Regions from separate parts of the Homo sapiens genome. Here regions 2 and 3 are each linked to region 1. The links are chromatin loops, found by intact Hi-C in ENCODE. Cell type or tissue: endothelial cell of umbilical vein. All regions are shown on one strand.

Region 1 (5,000 bases):
GGAGTTTGAGACCAGCCTAGGCATCACAGGGAGATCCAGTCTCTACAAAAAATTTTAAAATTAGCTGTGTATGATGGTGCACGCCTGTATCCCATCTACCTGGTAGGCTGAGGCAGGAGGATAGCTTGAGCCCGAGATGGAGGCTGCAGTGAGCTATGATCAGGCCACTGCACTCCAGCCTGGACAACAGAACGAGACCCATCCCCCCCGCCCCCCCCGCAAAAAGTAGAGAAGGCTGAATCCCATCCCCAGAATTTCTGAGTCCTTAGATTTAAGTTGTTGCCCCAGAACCTGCATTTTCAGCCAGTCCCCAGGTGATGCTGATGTTGCTGGTTTGAGAAGCCCTGAATCAGAGCGACATTTAATATTACAACGCAAAGACCCCGCCCATTGGGTACTATCCCCATTTTCCAGTGTGAATTTAGGTCCCTTAGGGGTGAAGCGGCTGGCCGATGCCCACACGCGCAGGAAGAGCACTGGGGCTCTCCTCCTGGACCTCGGAGGGTGGGCGGGGTTTAGCGCGGGCGGCTGCAGGCTCGGGAGCGGCCCCTTTAAGGGGAAGGCCCGAGGGCTGCAGGCGGCGGCGGTGGAGACCCGACGAGATCCGCTCTCCTTCCCGCCCTGGACCCTCAGCCTGACGAGAGGCTGGGCAGAAACTCGCGATCCCCAGGCCCTGCCTGTGCACCAGCGGCTGGCGCCAGGCCAATGACAGTACGGGAGAGGGCAACTCTCCCGGCCGCCACGGTGGGGGCCGGAACTTCCTGCACTGCAGCCTCGCAGGTCATTTCCCGGCGGGGAGGCTGAGTCCCCAGGAGCTGGGGACCCCGAGTTGGGGGCGGGGCGGCTGGGGCTACGCCCGTGAAGCTGCCCCGCCGGCTTTCCCGGACCGCGAGGGGGACAGTGAGGCCGGGACCCCCTCCGCGCCTTTGCACCAGCCGTGACCCCTTGCAACGGGGGTACCCAGCGGAGCTGCGCGCTCTCGGCGCCCCCGGAGCCTGCGCCCCGGGCCCCTTGCGCATTTTGCACGGGGGAGACTGAGGCTAGGAGTGCGACCCTCAGCCCGGGGTCACACCTCGTCTGGGGCACGGCCAGGTGGGTGGTAGCCTCAGCCTGCGAGACCCCCTACCCCCGCCCCGTGGTTTCCCGCACCGTGGGGCCCTGCTCTGACCACAGACTCCGATGGCAGCGGCGGCGCTGCGGGACCCCGCGCAGGTGAGTGCTTGGACGTTAGGCCCTTCGCTGTCGGCCCCCCACGCTTCTGTTCTCGGTGTTGAGACGCAAAAGATGGCTTTGTTCTAGGACTTTTCGCCTTTCCCATTTCCTTGCTTTTGAGTCAGGGGACCCTGGAAGGGAGTTGCTCCCAGCTAGGATCCTGAATCAGGGCAGGGTTTATATAAAGTGGCTTCCGTTGCTGAAATGTAATGGGATGGAGGGAGAAAGGGCTTTGTAGGCACAGGAACCAGCGTGCGCAAAAGCTTGGGGGTGGGGTGGGGCACGGTGTGGAGACTGAGTTGGGAGTGTTCAAGGAACCCCACCCAGGTCAGTGTTATTAATATTATGTCTGCTGGAACCAGAGAGCAGGTGGGCTGAAGACAGCTCAGAACGGCAGAGCTGGGCCTCTGTTCTGAGGGTGTTGGGAGCCATGGAAGGTTTAGGGCAGAGGAGGAAGATGCTGTGACTCAGGTCTTAACAGGCTCCCTGTGGATGCACAGTGGAGAACTGAATATGGAGTGAGCCGCAAGCAGGGATGCCAAGGAGTAGCCTAATGGAATAGCCCAGGCCAGTGCTGCGGCTGGCCGGACCAGAGTGAGGACTGGAGGTAGAGGAAGTGATTGGGAACTTGATGTCTTTTAAGTCAAGCTGACCAAATTTTCCGATGTGGAGGGTGAGAAAGAGGAGGGAAGAATCCATGGTTTTTGGTTTGATGAATCCAGCTTTATGAACTGAGAAGTTGGTTTTAGGAGGAATTTTCCATGGAAGCAGTAGAAGTTAGGTTTTGGCCAAGTTGAGCCTGTGATGTCCCAGAGACCCCCAAATGGAGTTGAAGAGTGGGCCGCTGAACACACAGTTCGGGTGTTCTGAGGGAGTTGTTAAGGTAATGAGAGACTGGATATTCATTCGAACAATGGCCAGATCATGTATACAAATAGAACTCTGCCCCAGAACCTGCCCAGGAAACCAACCCCCTTATCTACAATAAACAACCCATACAGCAGGAAGCCAGCCTGCTGTCTGTCAGACCCACAGGAAGCCAGATTGCTATCTGGACTGACAATCCAGGAAGTAAAAACAATAACTTCTGTAATGAGCAGTCCCAAATGGCCAGGGTTTGATTAATAACAGACAGCTTTCCTCATTTTTGCTCCTGCTTCTGATTTAAGAACAACCAGAGAAAGGCAGATACGCACCCTAACCAATCACATAGGATGCCCACTTCTAGTTCACCCACCTACGAACAGGAGCCTCCAACCAGGGCACGCCTGAAGCCTTCCTTTTCTTTTGCTATAAAACTCTCCCACTCCCGGCTTGCATTGAGTCTCTCTTGCTATAGTGAGCTTTGAGTAAGTAGCCTTGGCTTTTCTCATTTCATTGGTCTTTGTTTATTTCAACAGTTAGAAACATCCAAAATGTGACATCTGGTGTGTGGACGGGAGTGTAGCTGTGTGTGAGATTTAGGAGGTGAAACTTCAGGTCATGGTGACAATGATGTTAAAAAAAAGAGGAAGGTGGGGCTGGAAAACTGAGAGCAGGGTTCTTGCTTGGGGACTGTGGCTTGTTTGGCATCATAAAGACAGGTGAGGAACAGTAGTGGTCATGGTGGTGATGGAGGGGCTATGTGGGTGTATCAGAGGGTCTGGCAGGTGGCCAGATCATCCCAAAGAGTGTAGACATGAATGAGATGGATGCTGAGGCTTAGCAGTAGAGGAGGTAATATTGCAGTGAGGCCTGGGCTGGTGCTTACACACTCACCTATGTTCTCACCAGGCTTCTGTGGTGACCCTTGATGGGGTTTGTCCTCAGGCTGGGGAATTAGCTTGGGGCAAGAGGAGTCAGTTGGCAGAGTTGCTGGGCTTAGGTGGGTGGGGGTAGGATGGCCAGAGGGGTTGGCTTTTTTTTTCTTTTTTAAATGAGTGTGAGTGATGACAGGGTCAGAATGTGCAACAAAGAAGGCCAAGTGTATGTGACATCCATGTGTGCCGTGGGTGGCTTAGGTTGAAGCCAGGCCAGGGGAGCTAGGGGGCTCCAAGGCAAGGGTGGAGCGCTCCCTCTCCCCCTTACCTGGGTGTTGCCCTTGGCAGTGGAGGCCATCAAAGGTCTGGGGCAGGCTGGGATGGTGCTTATGTTTGCCAGGCACTCTCTGGATGCCATGTGCAGAGTGACTCGTGGGAGCCCATGGAGATGGCTAGGATAGGGGCCAGGATGGGGAGAAGGTAGCAGTGGCAATGGGAGGCCGTGGTGAAGGTCTGGAGCTGTGAGGGTGGTGCAGTCCAAAGAGTGAAACGCACGTGGGAGGGAGTATGAGCTGTTCACCCCAGGGCTCTGGACTGGGGTTTAAAGGAGAAGCCCACATTTGTATCTGAGAAGCATGACATTGGTGACACTAGGGGAAGAGGCTGGCAGAAGAGCGAGCTGGGCCCTGGACTTCAGGCCCAGAGCTTAGAGGGTGCCTCTCTGCACCCTGCCTGTTGCTGCTGCGGGCTGACACAGTGGTCACATGAGGCGCCCACAGAACCAGGGCCTGCTACCTCCTGGAGCTGTGGAGCTGGGGAGGAGAGTGAGCAGGGGATGGATAGGGAGTCCCAAGGACAGAGACTGATCATGGAACGAACTGTCCCCATCATGGCAGGGCTGCGTGACCTTTGAGGACGTGACCATTTACTTCTCCCAGGAGGAGTGGGTGCTCCTCGATGAGGCTCAGAGACTCCTGTACTGCGATGTGATGCTGGAAAACTTTGCACTTATAGCCTCGCTGGGTAAGGCTGTCACCCCTACCCCGGTGTCCCGAGCTCCTCTCTGCCTGTCCCCTTTGCCCAAGAAACAGCTCTTTCCTTCCCACAGCCAGACCGCTGGCACTGCTTCCATCCCCACTTTCCTGGTATGTGTGTTGTGGCTTCTGGGGCTGAGCTATGTGCATTGTTCCCTCCTCTCCCTGAGCTGCCCCCACACCTGCTGCCTGAAGCCTTGCAGGGAAGCTCCAGGCATGAGGGGTCTTGCGGTTAGCTGTGTGACTACCTCTGACTCGGCCATTCCCTCCTGGGTGATTATCCAGATCTGACAGTTCTGTGGTTTAGATTCTGTGCCTTTCCTCTTGCTAATATTTCCTAAGCCTGACTGTGCCAGGAATTCCAATCACTGATGTGGTTACTGCTTGCCGTGACCACCCAATGTCCCTGTGTCATACGGAGCTTCCTGTCTTGTAGTCTATCATGGGGTAGTTCAACTGGGCAGGTGCTGGCCACTGACCCACTCTGTCTTTCCCTTAGGACTTATATCTTTCAGGTCCCACATCGTTTCCCAGTTGGAGATGGGGAAAGAGCCCTGGGTGCCTGACAGTGTGGATATGACATCAGCCATGGCCAGAGGGGCTTATGGCAGGCCTGGCTCTGGTAAGCAGCGATGGGAGCTAGGGGAGGATGTGACTTCACCACTGTGTTTACATCATACCAGCATCTTCTCTCCTATTCATCATCATTTGATACCAATGCCAGTAGCCAGACCACGTCTCTGCTTTTCCTTCCCCGTGCTTGACACATTATCTACTTGTCATTATTATTCTGAGTTGGGCCCCTTGGCTGTGCCCCACTTTTCTGGCCTCCGTTTCTCTCTTTCAGCTTCCTCTGCGGCACTTTCCAACACTGGCCTACACTTAATGTGTTGTGAGATACGTGCTTTTCCTTGATGTGCTTGAACACCAGCTACTCAGTTGCAGGTTTTGCTGGGTCTAGATGCTCTCACTGCATAGCCCTCACAGGTTACCAGCAGCCCAGGCCCTGCCAAAA
Region 2 (5,000 bases), 190 kb after region 1:
TGTAATCACTGAGAAGGAATGTATAACATATTAACTCAATATTTAGCAACTACTCATTTCCTTGATGTGTTTCATAACTTCCCTTGACTCTAAATAGGATTCTTTTTAAAGAAATTTTCCTATTTCCAAGTTTTGTATTTTCGCAGTAATAGGTCTAATATTTTGTTCGTATAAATTTACTAATATGTTTTGTTGACACACCTCAGCAATGAAGTGAGTATCCTCATAAATAAAGCTTAGATTTTAGACTATAAAATGTAACAAATATTACATAGCAGGATTTGACACAAACTTTGGTTTGGTCTAAGTTACAGCAGTGTTGTTTTGTTTAAAAAGCCTTCATGAGATATAATTCACTTACCATATAAATCACACGTTCAAAATACATAATTCAGTGGTTTTAACATATTTAAATATATGTGCAACTATCCCCCACAGTTATTCTTAAAACATTTCATCACTTCACAAAGAAACTCCATATCCCTTAGATATCAATCGGCTGTCCCACCACTACCCACCATCCCTAAGCAATCACTAATCTACCTTCAACCTCTATAGAGTTGCCTATCCTGCACACTTCATATACATGGAATTATATACTGTGTGGTTATTTTGTAGCTGATTTTTTCACTTACATGTTTTCAGTGTTCCTCCATGCTGTATTGTATATCAGCACTGCAGTCTTTTCTTATGGCTGAATAATCTGTTATAAGGATATATCACATTTTGTTTATCCATTCATAAGTTGGTAAATGTGTTAGGTTGTTCTTGCTTTGCTGTAAAGGAAAACCTGAGACTGGGTAATTTACGAAGGAATACCCCAGACTGGGTAATTTACAAAGAAAAGAGGTTTACTTGGCTCACAGTTCTGCAGGCTGTACAGGAAGCATAGCACTAGCATCTGCTCAATTTCTGGTGAGGCCTCAGGAAGCTTCCAATCATGGTGCAAGGCAAAGGGGGAGCCAGTGTAGCACATGGTGAGAGCAGGAGCAAGAGAGAGTGAGGGGAAGATGCCACACACTTTTAAACAGTCAGATCTTGAGAAAACTCATTATCTCAAGAATAGCACCAAGGGGATGGCATCAAATCATTCATGAGAAATCTACCCTCACGATCCAGTCACCTCCCAACAGGCCCCATAATATTATATGGTTTGGCTGCATCCCCACCCAAAATCTGGACTAGATGCATAACATATCACCCTGAGATCTTAACATTCAGATGAGGTCAGAGACTGCATGCAGATTTTGGCTTCTCGCATTAAGAAGCATGTGAGAGTGTAGAATGTATAGGATAAATAATAGAATGGAAATCTGATGACTAAATTAATAGATTTTACTAGAAAATGGCCAAGGACTTATCAGTCCCATTATCTCTTTCTGGATGCTCTGGAGGACAGCACATCCTGGCTTCTCTTACATGTGGAGCTATTTGAGTGGTTTGTAGGCCATGGAATATAGGCAGAAGTGATTGCAAAATTGTGTCTTCATTATGTTTTCTTATTTCTGCTCCATCCTGGGGATGCCTCTTTGGATGTAATGCTTTTACTTTTCACAGTGTCCAGGATTATTGCCCTCTTCATGTGGGCTACAGGTTTGGGTGGTGGGCTGAAAGTGTCTTGATGAGACAAGATCTGGTGACCCTGAGTTGCTGGGCATAAGCTGGGCCATCTGGTTTGTGCCTGGTTCTGGCTTCCCTGGGGGCTGGAGGGGCAGATGGGGAGGGGTCAGATCCTGGTTGCTGTGAATTAGAGATGAACAGTGACACGCCATCTTACATCACAAACTAGAAACCATGTCAACTCCACTCTTCCCTTAGGGCTGCAGGTAATTAGTCTCAGTGATCCTAAGTTTTGAATCATGTAAGAAAGTATCCCTTGGGCAATAGGTCTACCTGTATATTAGGAAACCCTCCTGCATATACCGTTTTAAAAAGATGCATACGCCAAATGCTGCAACGTATTATTATGTAAAATTTAAACAGTATTCATGAGGCTCCTGTTGAATCAGTCAACGTATTTGTTTTGACAAATATCAGAGTCTGCAAAGAAGTATCTCAGACCCTCCCCTAGCAGTGTATTGTGATGATGTTGCCAATAATACAGAATATTAATAATGACAGCAATAGCTCTTATGTTCTTATCGGTATGTTCCAGGCCCAGTGCTAAGCAATTCTTAGTTACTTCCCACCAAACAGGTGGCTTTGTCTCATTTATTTACTGGAATTTAAAGAGTCTGGTTCTCAAATGTTTTGCAGCATCCACTTTTCCTGGACAAGTTAAGCAGAGGGCTGGGTCCCACCCCCCAGAGTACCTGATTCAGTGGGTGGGGACTAAGAACTTGCATTGGTAACAAATTCGCAGGTAATGCTGATGTCATCTGAAAATTACTGATAGGGGAAATTTTAATATTATCATATTAAATAATTATCTTCATTTTCCTTAGGAATCTCCATCTCAAGGCTCAGAGAGATGAACTGCTGGCGCAGGGATACACAGGGAGGAAAGTCAAGGCGTGAGTTGCCTGGTAGAGACATTTGAGAGTGGGTCATTGCCTCAGATAATTTCCACGGAACTCTGTGTGCCTCTCCTTTAAGAAGAGGTGAAGCCAATCCCTTTCTTGGGAGCCTTGAGAAGCCGCCTCACCGAGAACAGAAAGTGCGCTCCAGGTACCACCCGGATTCCGTCAAACTACATTACCCAGAAGGCAGTGCTACAAGGGACGGAAGCCGACCCCAAGCCATAGACGGAAGGCGCAGAGGGGCGTTCCCGTAGCGGCGTGGGCGGGACTTCCGGCGTCCAGTCTTCGTCCGCCGTTAGGTTGCGGCTGCTGTGGTTGCCAACGCTACACTGGGTAGAACGCCAGACAGGGGCCACTTTTCGAGACCGAGTAGAGACGGACAGTGAGGAGGATAGGACCCACTTACACGCTTTTATGTCAGCCGCGATCCCACCCCCACAAGCGTCTGCAAAACCCTTCCTGGGGCCTTGGCGACAGCCCTGTGTCCTCACGGCGCGCAGAGGCGGCGCCGCGAACCTTGTGTGCATTTTACACGACGGCGGGGACTGAGGTCCCTCGCAGCCCAGAGCCGGAGCCCGGGGTCGGCCGAGCCCGCAGGACCGGCTTCCTCGCCGACTCTCACGGCCTCACCCAGCCCCCTGGGCCCATGGCGGCGCCGGCGTTGGTGAGTGGAGGGTTCCGCAGCCCGCGCGAGCTCGGGTCACCGCCCGCATGCACCCATCCGCTGTAATACGGCGGATGCCGGGACTCTGTGCTTCTCCCTTTTGATGCCCTAGGTTATGGAGATCCCGGGAGAGGGTGAGGTGAGAGGGCAGGGCTAATCACTTCCTACCCAGGGTCCTGAATCCAGGACAGGAGTTGTAAGGAGAGGTCCCTGTCTCTGGCTCTAACCTGGAGCTGTCGCCTCGCTGCCCTCGGCCTCCATTCCCTCGGGTCTAAAATGCGAGTCTCAGTAATTTTCTCTGTGGAGGGAGCTGGAGAGGGTACGCTTGTGACGTGGGTCCTGTCTTTCACTGCTCGGAGAGCATCACTCTAGGTGCCGTCTTTGAAGAAGGACTCTCTAGGTCCTGCTGTTGTTTTAGGGGATCATTCCAGCGGAAGTCTGGCCCTACCAAAAGCTGGGAGAGGGAATGAGAGCCTCGAGGGCAAGAGGTGAGGCGGGAGCAGCATTTTTGGCAGGAGGCTAGAAGACAAGAAGCTCATTGGATTTATCTTTGCAGATGCCGTCTGTTTATTACAAATGAATCTGGCTTGCCGCCTAACAGCAGTGAATCCGTGCTTCTGTTTAACACATGCTCTTGTATTTGAAAAGCAAATCCAGCACAATATTCATTAATGACAGTGTACATGAATGTATGTCTCTTGGAGTGTGAGCACATAAGGCCCCAAGTTACTCTCCAGCATGTCACACTGTTTACTCCTCGTAGCTCTGATCACCTTCAGGAGTTGTCTATTCATTTTTCCTCACCTGGTCTGTTCTCTAACTTCAATCTAACCTTGTTCCAGGGTCTCTTCAGAGAGAGCTTCCCTGGTTGCATCATGTAAAGTCTCTCCCAGTCTTTGTGGTCTTCTCACTCTTGTGTTGTTTTCTAGAGTCTTCTGACTTTATCTTGATTGTTTATTGCTGAGGATCTGTCCCCCAACCCCAGAATGTCAGCTTCTGTTCTGTTTTTCATCCCCAGGCCCAAAACTATTCTGTTCTGGGCCTGTACCACTTAGTCGATAAGTGATTAATGAATGAGATTCTATCCTCTGGGGCTCCCATCCTACTTAGATTTCATCTAACCCAACCCCACCCCATACCCCACCATGGCTGCAAAGTCACTGCCCAATCCACCAGGACACTCCCCCTGCCATTCTTCTCTCCTGCACATGCCAAGCTCATTGGACGATTTTCTCTGTCACATTGTCGCCAGATCTCTGCAAGGCTGCTCCTGGATGTGTGCTGCATTGAGCTCTCCTAGGGTGCGACAGGAGCAAATAGGAAAAATACTAACAGCAACAAATAGTAGCTGGTCTTCACTGAGCGCATTGATAATGTGCTGAGAGGCAGTTTCTGTGTATTACCTTATTTAACGCCCTTCTTCTCAGAGTAAAATTCTTTCATTTTCCTTTCTTTACAGAAGAGGAACCGGAGACTCAGATTAACTACCCAAGGTTGCATAGCTCATAAGTAACAGAAACAATCCAGTATGTCGAGCATAAAAGCCTACATTTTTTATTTATTTATTTTTTTTGAAAGAGGGTCTAGCTCTGTTGCTCACACTGGAGTGCAGTGGCCCCATCGCAGCTCACTAGCAATCCTCCCCACTGAGCCTCCTGAGTAGCTAGGATTATCGGTGTGTGCCACCACACCCAGCTAATTTTTTTTATTTTTTGTAGAGATGGGCTCACTGTGTTGCCCAGGCTGGCCTCGAACTCCTGAACTCAAACAGTCTTCCCACTTTGGCCTCTCAAAGTACTTACTGGCATGAGCCGACG
Region 3 (5,000 bases), 230 kb after region 1:
GTGTACACCAAAATCCATGTACAACTTTTCCTAACAGATACTTCCTAAGTGTTTAGAAGATGAACCAATGAATGATTTTGGCATTAGTTCACTTTAGCTGTTACTTTTTTCTTGCTCTGCCGCCAGGCTGGAGTGCAGTGACATAATCATAGCTCACTGCAGCCGCACACCACAGGGTTCAAGAAATTTTCTCAACTCATCACCCTCCCGAATAGCTGGAAAAACAGGCATGTACCACCACACCAGTTTTTCAATTCTAATTATCTAACTTCTCCAAGAAAACAGACTTCACCCAACATGTACATCTGCTACTCACATCCCCTCCTATGCAAGCTTCACCTTCCATGCCATGATTCTGCCCCACCAGTTCGTCATTACTCATCTTATTCACTCCACAATTACTTACTAAGCATCTATTTGGTGCCAGGTAACCCTCTGGGTACTGAAGCTATAACAGACAACAAAAAAGAAAAAAGATTCCTCCCACCAGGAACAGACAATGAGCATGTGCATATACTGAACATACAGTACATCAGCTAGTGAGTGACACACACTGTGGAAAACAACAAAGCAGTGATGGAGGAGTGGAAGTGCTAGGCGAGGGAAGGTGACTGCGATTGCAAATAGCCATTCAGGGAAGCTTTTCTGAGAAAGTAACCACGGAACAAACACACGAAGAAGATAAGGATGCAAGTTTGTGCGTATGTGGGGGAAGAATATTCCACGTCGATGGCACAGCAACTAGTGACAGTGGCTAGAGCTCACAGGAATGAGGAGGCAGAGAAGGAAGGTGGGATCAGAAAGGTAATGGCCTAATTGTACAAATAGGTCATTGCAGAAGTGACTCAGTTAGAGCCACTGAAAAATTATAGGTTGAGGAATGACAGGAATTTATGTAACAATAGGACCACGGTCACAGCTGTACTGAGAACAGACTGATGAGGGTTAAGGGCAGATGCAGGGAATCCAGCTAGGAGGCTACCGCAATAATCCAGGTGGCTTTATTGCTATCACTACCGGGGTGGTAGTGGTGGTGGTAGTGCTGGGGTAACTAATGGTCAGATTCTGTATACAGTGTATAGCTTAGCTCCAACTAGAGGATCTGAATATAGGTATAAGTCAAAGGGAAGAATCAAGGATGACTGCAAGCATCTCTTCACTTGAGACCACATGGTACAGTTTTGACAACCATAAACCGAATAACCTTACATTCCAAAGTTGCATTGTGAATTACAGTTTTAAAATGTTGGCAAGACTAGAAAGTCTTCTAGCAGAAAACTGTAGAAAAGAGGAACACTGGGTGAGGAGGATAATACCTTGGAGCTCTCCTGTGGGCTCCGTCCTTCCTATACTGAAAGGAACCATGGATCCAGTCCCTTAAATGGACTTGGTTAGGTGGGAACAGGCAGGAGAAGCAAAGCAAACACACAGTCCTGATAAAGTGTTTCAGGAAGATTTGCGGACACACCGACCTACCTGAGGCATTACTCTGCAATTTCCAACAGCCAACAGAGTCCTCTTTCCAGGCTCTTATCTTAGAGATGGGCAGTGTCCTGAGGGCACAGAAGGGCAGGAAAAAGCAGTCATGAAAAATCAGGCTTATCTTGCGGCACCTGTGACACACCATAATGGAAAGGCACACTGGTAATCACTCTCCAGGGCGCCAATCTCTCCCTGGGAACTAACAGGGTGTTTCTCCGCAAGGGCTAACCATTTACCAGGTGCCACCTGCGAGGAAAATCAATTACTCTGTAAATAAAATCCTCATAAAACAATGGTAAAAACTTTATCAGCTCGTTCAGTCTTCACCACTATGCACGGTGTGCGTTCACATTTTTCCAGATCTATTTTTTAAACGATGACAAAACTGAAATTCCAAGATACTGAACCCATTTGTTCAAGGTTACACAACTGTAGAGCGCCGGCTTCATGACGACATAACCCAAAGACAACTGTGGCTGGCGTCTAACCACGCGCCCACTTCACTCTCACAACAGCGCCAAGAGGTCGGCGCCGTCATCACCCCGCGTTTACATAGGAGGACATGAAGGCCAGGAAAACCAAGGCACCGGCCGGGGTCACACCGCGGGGCAGACCCAGGGCCTGAGCCCCGCCGCCGCCCCCGGGACTCATACTGGCCGGAGTCCTCAGCAGGGCCTCACCGTCCCCGCAGGCGCCCCGCGTCGCTGGTGAGCGGGCAACGGCCGCCGACCTCTGGGGACGACACTGCCCAGAATCGTCCCGGAGCCTGGGAGTCGCCGTCAGGCCTGAGGCTACAGCGGGGCGGACCCAGTGCGCCGCCCACAGCCGATCGACATTTCCCAGAATCATCCGCGCAGGGGACAAAATTCCAGGCGCAACGAACCGCAGGTACCGGAAGACCACACTTCCCAGGAGTCTCTGCGGCCGCGCGGACCTGGGGCGCCGCGGGCAAACAGATCTCGGTTTCCTAAAAAACTAAACCGCCTGGGGCTGTCGTCCCAGAGCCCGGCAGTTAGGACCATGCGGGAAGTGTCCTGGGGCATATAGTCATACTGATGAGGTGAAAGATACACCTCGGAACCAAGGGCCACCCTCTACTTTTAAGGACAATGGCGCCGGGACCAAGAAACTACACTTCCCAGAAAACCGTGCGGCCGTGGCAAACTCTTCTGGGTCTAGCGTGCGCTCACACTAATGTTTATCTCCCGGGACGTGGGCAGACCTTGTACCAGGCGAGCTCTCGCCTTTGCTAGCAAAAGAGCTCCTCTCTTCCCAAACCCTGCTACTACGCTGTCCACCCTGTATGGTCTTTGAGGTCTTTGAGGTTTTTTTGGAATTCACTTGCTGGAGACTACAGCTCACAGAACGCCCTGGGCTGGATTGTGCCAGCTGTAGTTCGCGAACCAAGGACATTTCCTGGAAATGCATGCGGCCACGTATCTGTGACAGAAATGGCAGTTCTCACGTGCGTTACGCCCCCTGGAAGGACTTGGAAATACGGAACTTGAGTGAGCACTGAGAGGACACAGACCCTCATCCTGGGAGGAGTCACTCCTCCCGCAGCCATCAGAGCCTGACAACCGCTTCTCACCAGAGGCGCTTCTTAGACCCTGACCTTGCCCGGCTCACCCAAAGGGGCAATGGCCTTCTTTGTATGCAAGCCAGACAGTCTACTGTTGTATATTTGAATTTTTTACTTTATTTTTAATATTTTAATTAAATTTTAATTTAATGCTGCCTCTACCTCTGAGAGAGACAGGGAGAGATGGGGGAGGCCTGGAGTGGGGGCCCTGCGGGGCAGGGACAGGGGACCCTTCCTCACTTTGCACAATCTGGGAACCCTCCCCAAGCGGAACAGCCAGCTGCAGTGGAAAAGCACTGGCTTAGTGGGCTTCGTCCTGGGGACGAAGGCTGGGAGACTGCAGCTGAAAGGTGTGGGCTCCAGGAGGGCCGCAGGGGGCCTAGCAGCAGCGTCAGGGAGCAGAAGTCCGCCCTCCCTCCATCTTCCTTCCTTCTCTGGCCGCCAGAGCGCTCTGTCTCCCTCCCACGCCCACAGCTACAGGTGGAGCCGGCTTGGGGCGGGGGGGGGGTCCTCCTAGGGCGAAGAGGGCCAGGAGCCTTCCTGAGGACCTGAGGCTCCTCTGGGCCTCCCAGGGCTGGGCCTGTGATCTGATCTGCTTTGCCCTGGGAGGGACGTGCTCAGTGGTGGGGTTTGTGTAGCTGTCACTCATTCACCTGCCTGTGCTCAGCCACTCACCTGCTACTCCCATTGGCACCCACCCAGTACACATGTGGGTCGTCAGCTGCCATCAGGAGTAGTTCCTGCCTGTGTCACACACACCCATCCCACCCACCACACTGCAGGTTACAGGATTGCCCCACAAGCGCCACCATGCCTGCCTGAGGTTACCTGGCACACAAGTATCCTCACCTGCATGACATGACCAGATCGTGCACTTTCTATGCCAGGACCAGGGCCAGGGCAAGCTTGCACCTTCAGCCTTGGGGACACTGGGGGTGGTGGTGGCTGGAGGCCAGGGAAGTCACCAGGCTGGAGACATCATCTACCTCCAGGAGAGGGTTGATATCAGACATCTCCCATGCACCACTTTGAGCTATCTCAGCGTCACCTGGGACTCTGGCTGGCACTGTGACCAGCAGTTCCATGAAGGTTTAGACCACCTCTAGGCTTAGGAAGGGCCTCCCTTGCCATCAGCGTGGTCCAGGCTGCACGCCTGGTGACCAAGGGCTCTGGGCAGCAGATGCAGCCAGCCAGAGTGTTGGGGTGAGGGGCCTGGGCACAGGAGGGACGTGAGGCCTTCCCTGCACCCCCATGACCACCATTTCAGAGGGAGGACAGCAATTGTTTGGGTTTGTCCTGTGAGCGGTGGCAGAGGGCAGGGCCCAGGGCAGGTCCAGGGCCAGACAGGCATCCCATGCTACAGCCTCGGGGCCACGAGGGCACATGATGGGGTCGGTGTGAGGGCATCCCCTGTGCCAAATACCTGGGCAGGAGGTGCCCTGGGGTTGGTGGGTGGGTCAGGGCATTTGCAGGATTTCTGGTTTCTGTTGGAGTTGTATGTCCTGGAGAATGGAGGGAAGAGAGAAAGGGTGAAGAGAAGGGGGAAACGACCCCTGCTGCTTCCTGGCCTCTAAGTAGGGGGTGATGGGTGGTTGGTGAGTGGCAGAGGGGTCAGCGGGAGCTTCAAGGCTGAGCCAGGGAAGCGGAGGCAGCAGGGATGCAGACCTTGCCTGAGGCTGGCTCGGGGCTGGGGCTTCTTAGAGGTCAGGGCCCTAGAGCTCCCGGACAGGGAGTCTGCAGGAACAGTGACACAGCACATGACACAGCACAACTCAACACAACACAACCTGGCACAGCAGAGCAGCGTGCTGTGCACTGGGCTGCAGGAGAACACGGAGTGGGGTCTGTAGGGTCCCAGGAGTCATGGAGCAAACTGACCTGAGCCGTGTCCCTCAGTCAAGGCACAGGCACCTGGCCTTCAGCCAGCTTCCTTGTG

What was found. Hi-C counts contacts between places; a loop is a spot of excess contacts. Peaks named below come from ENCODE experiments on the same cell type or tissue, not always from the same donor. Only the 100,000 strongest peaks of a DNase experiment are listed, where the experiment ranks them.
Region 2: a loop joins it to region 1, with 5 times the contacts of the local background. A loop is called at or near these places in 4 of 110 quality-filtered maps.
Region 3: it touches region 1 in a loop (6-fold over the local background); 2 of 110 quality-filtered maps call a loop at or near these places.

Annotation. Positions count from the first base shown.
Region 1 is chr19:34,959,842-34,964,841 of GRCh38, reverse strand. ZNF792 (zinc finger protein 792) reads left to right here and starts at 613. Exons shown (of 4, transcript NM_175872.5): 1 at 613-1,212; 2 at 3,848-3,974; 3 at 4,485-4,607. The coding sequence starts at 1,180. It overlaps LOC124904699 (a long non-coding RNA gene), which reads right to left and starts at 1,416. Exons shown (of 2, transcript XR_007067236.1): 1 at 1,169-1,416. RefSeq lists silencers at 852-1,111, 1,222-1,271. In endothelial cell of umbilical vein, no CTCF peak of the experiment used is centred here; DNase peaks (open chromatin) are centred at 711, 1,681 and 2,241; H3K4me3 peaks cover 3,085 bases; H3K27ac peaks cover 2,836 bases.
Region 2 is chr19:34,771,007-34,776,006 of GRCh38, reverse strand. It overlaps ZNF599 (zinc finger protein 599), which reads left to right and starts at 2,792. Exons shown (of 4, transcript NM_001007248.3): 1 at 2,792-3,183. The coding sequence starts at 3,166. It overlaps LOC124904696 (a long non-coding RNA gene), which reads right to left and starts at 2,660. Exons shown (of 2, transcript XR_007067234.1): 1 at 2,313-2,660; 2 at 1,318-1,740. RefSeq lists an enhancer at 2,862-2,971 and a silencer at 3,082-3,141. In endothelial cell of umbilical vein, no CTCF peak of the experiment used is centred here; a DNase peak (open chromatin) is centred at 2,766; H3K4me3 peaks cover 1,078 bases; H3K27ac peaks cover 338 bases.
Region 3 is chr19:34,731,523-34,736,522 of GRCh38, reverse strand. It overlaps ZNF181 (zinc finger protein 181), which reads right to left and starts at 2,280. Exons shown (of 4, transcript NM_001029997.4): 1 at 1,477-2,280. The coding sequence starts at 1,485. RefSeq lists silencers at 2,038-2,097, 2,198-2,247, 4,953-5,000 and enhancers at 2,528-2,917, 2,638-3,155, 3,373-3,432. In endothelial cell of umbilical vein, no CTCF peak of the experiment used is centred here; DNase peaks (open chromatin) are centred at 2,002, 2,342 and 2,602; H3K4me3 peaks cover 1,714 bases; H3K27ac peaks cover 1,211 bases.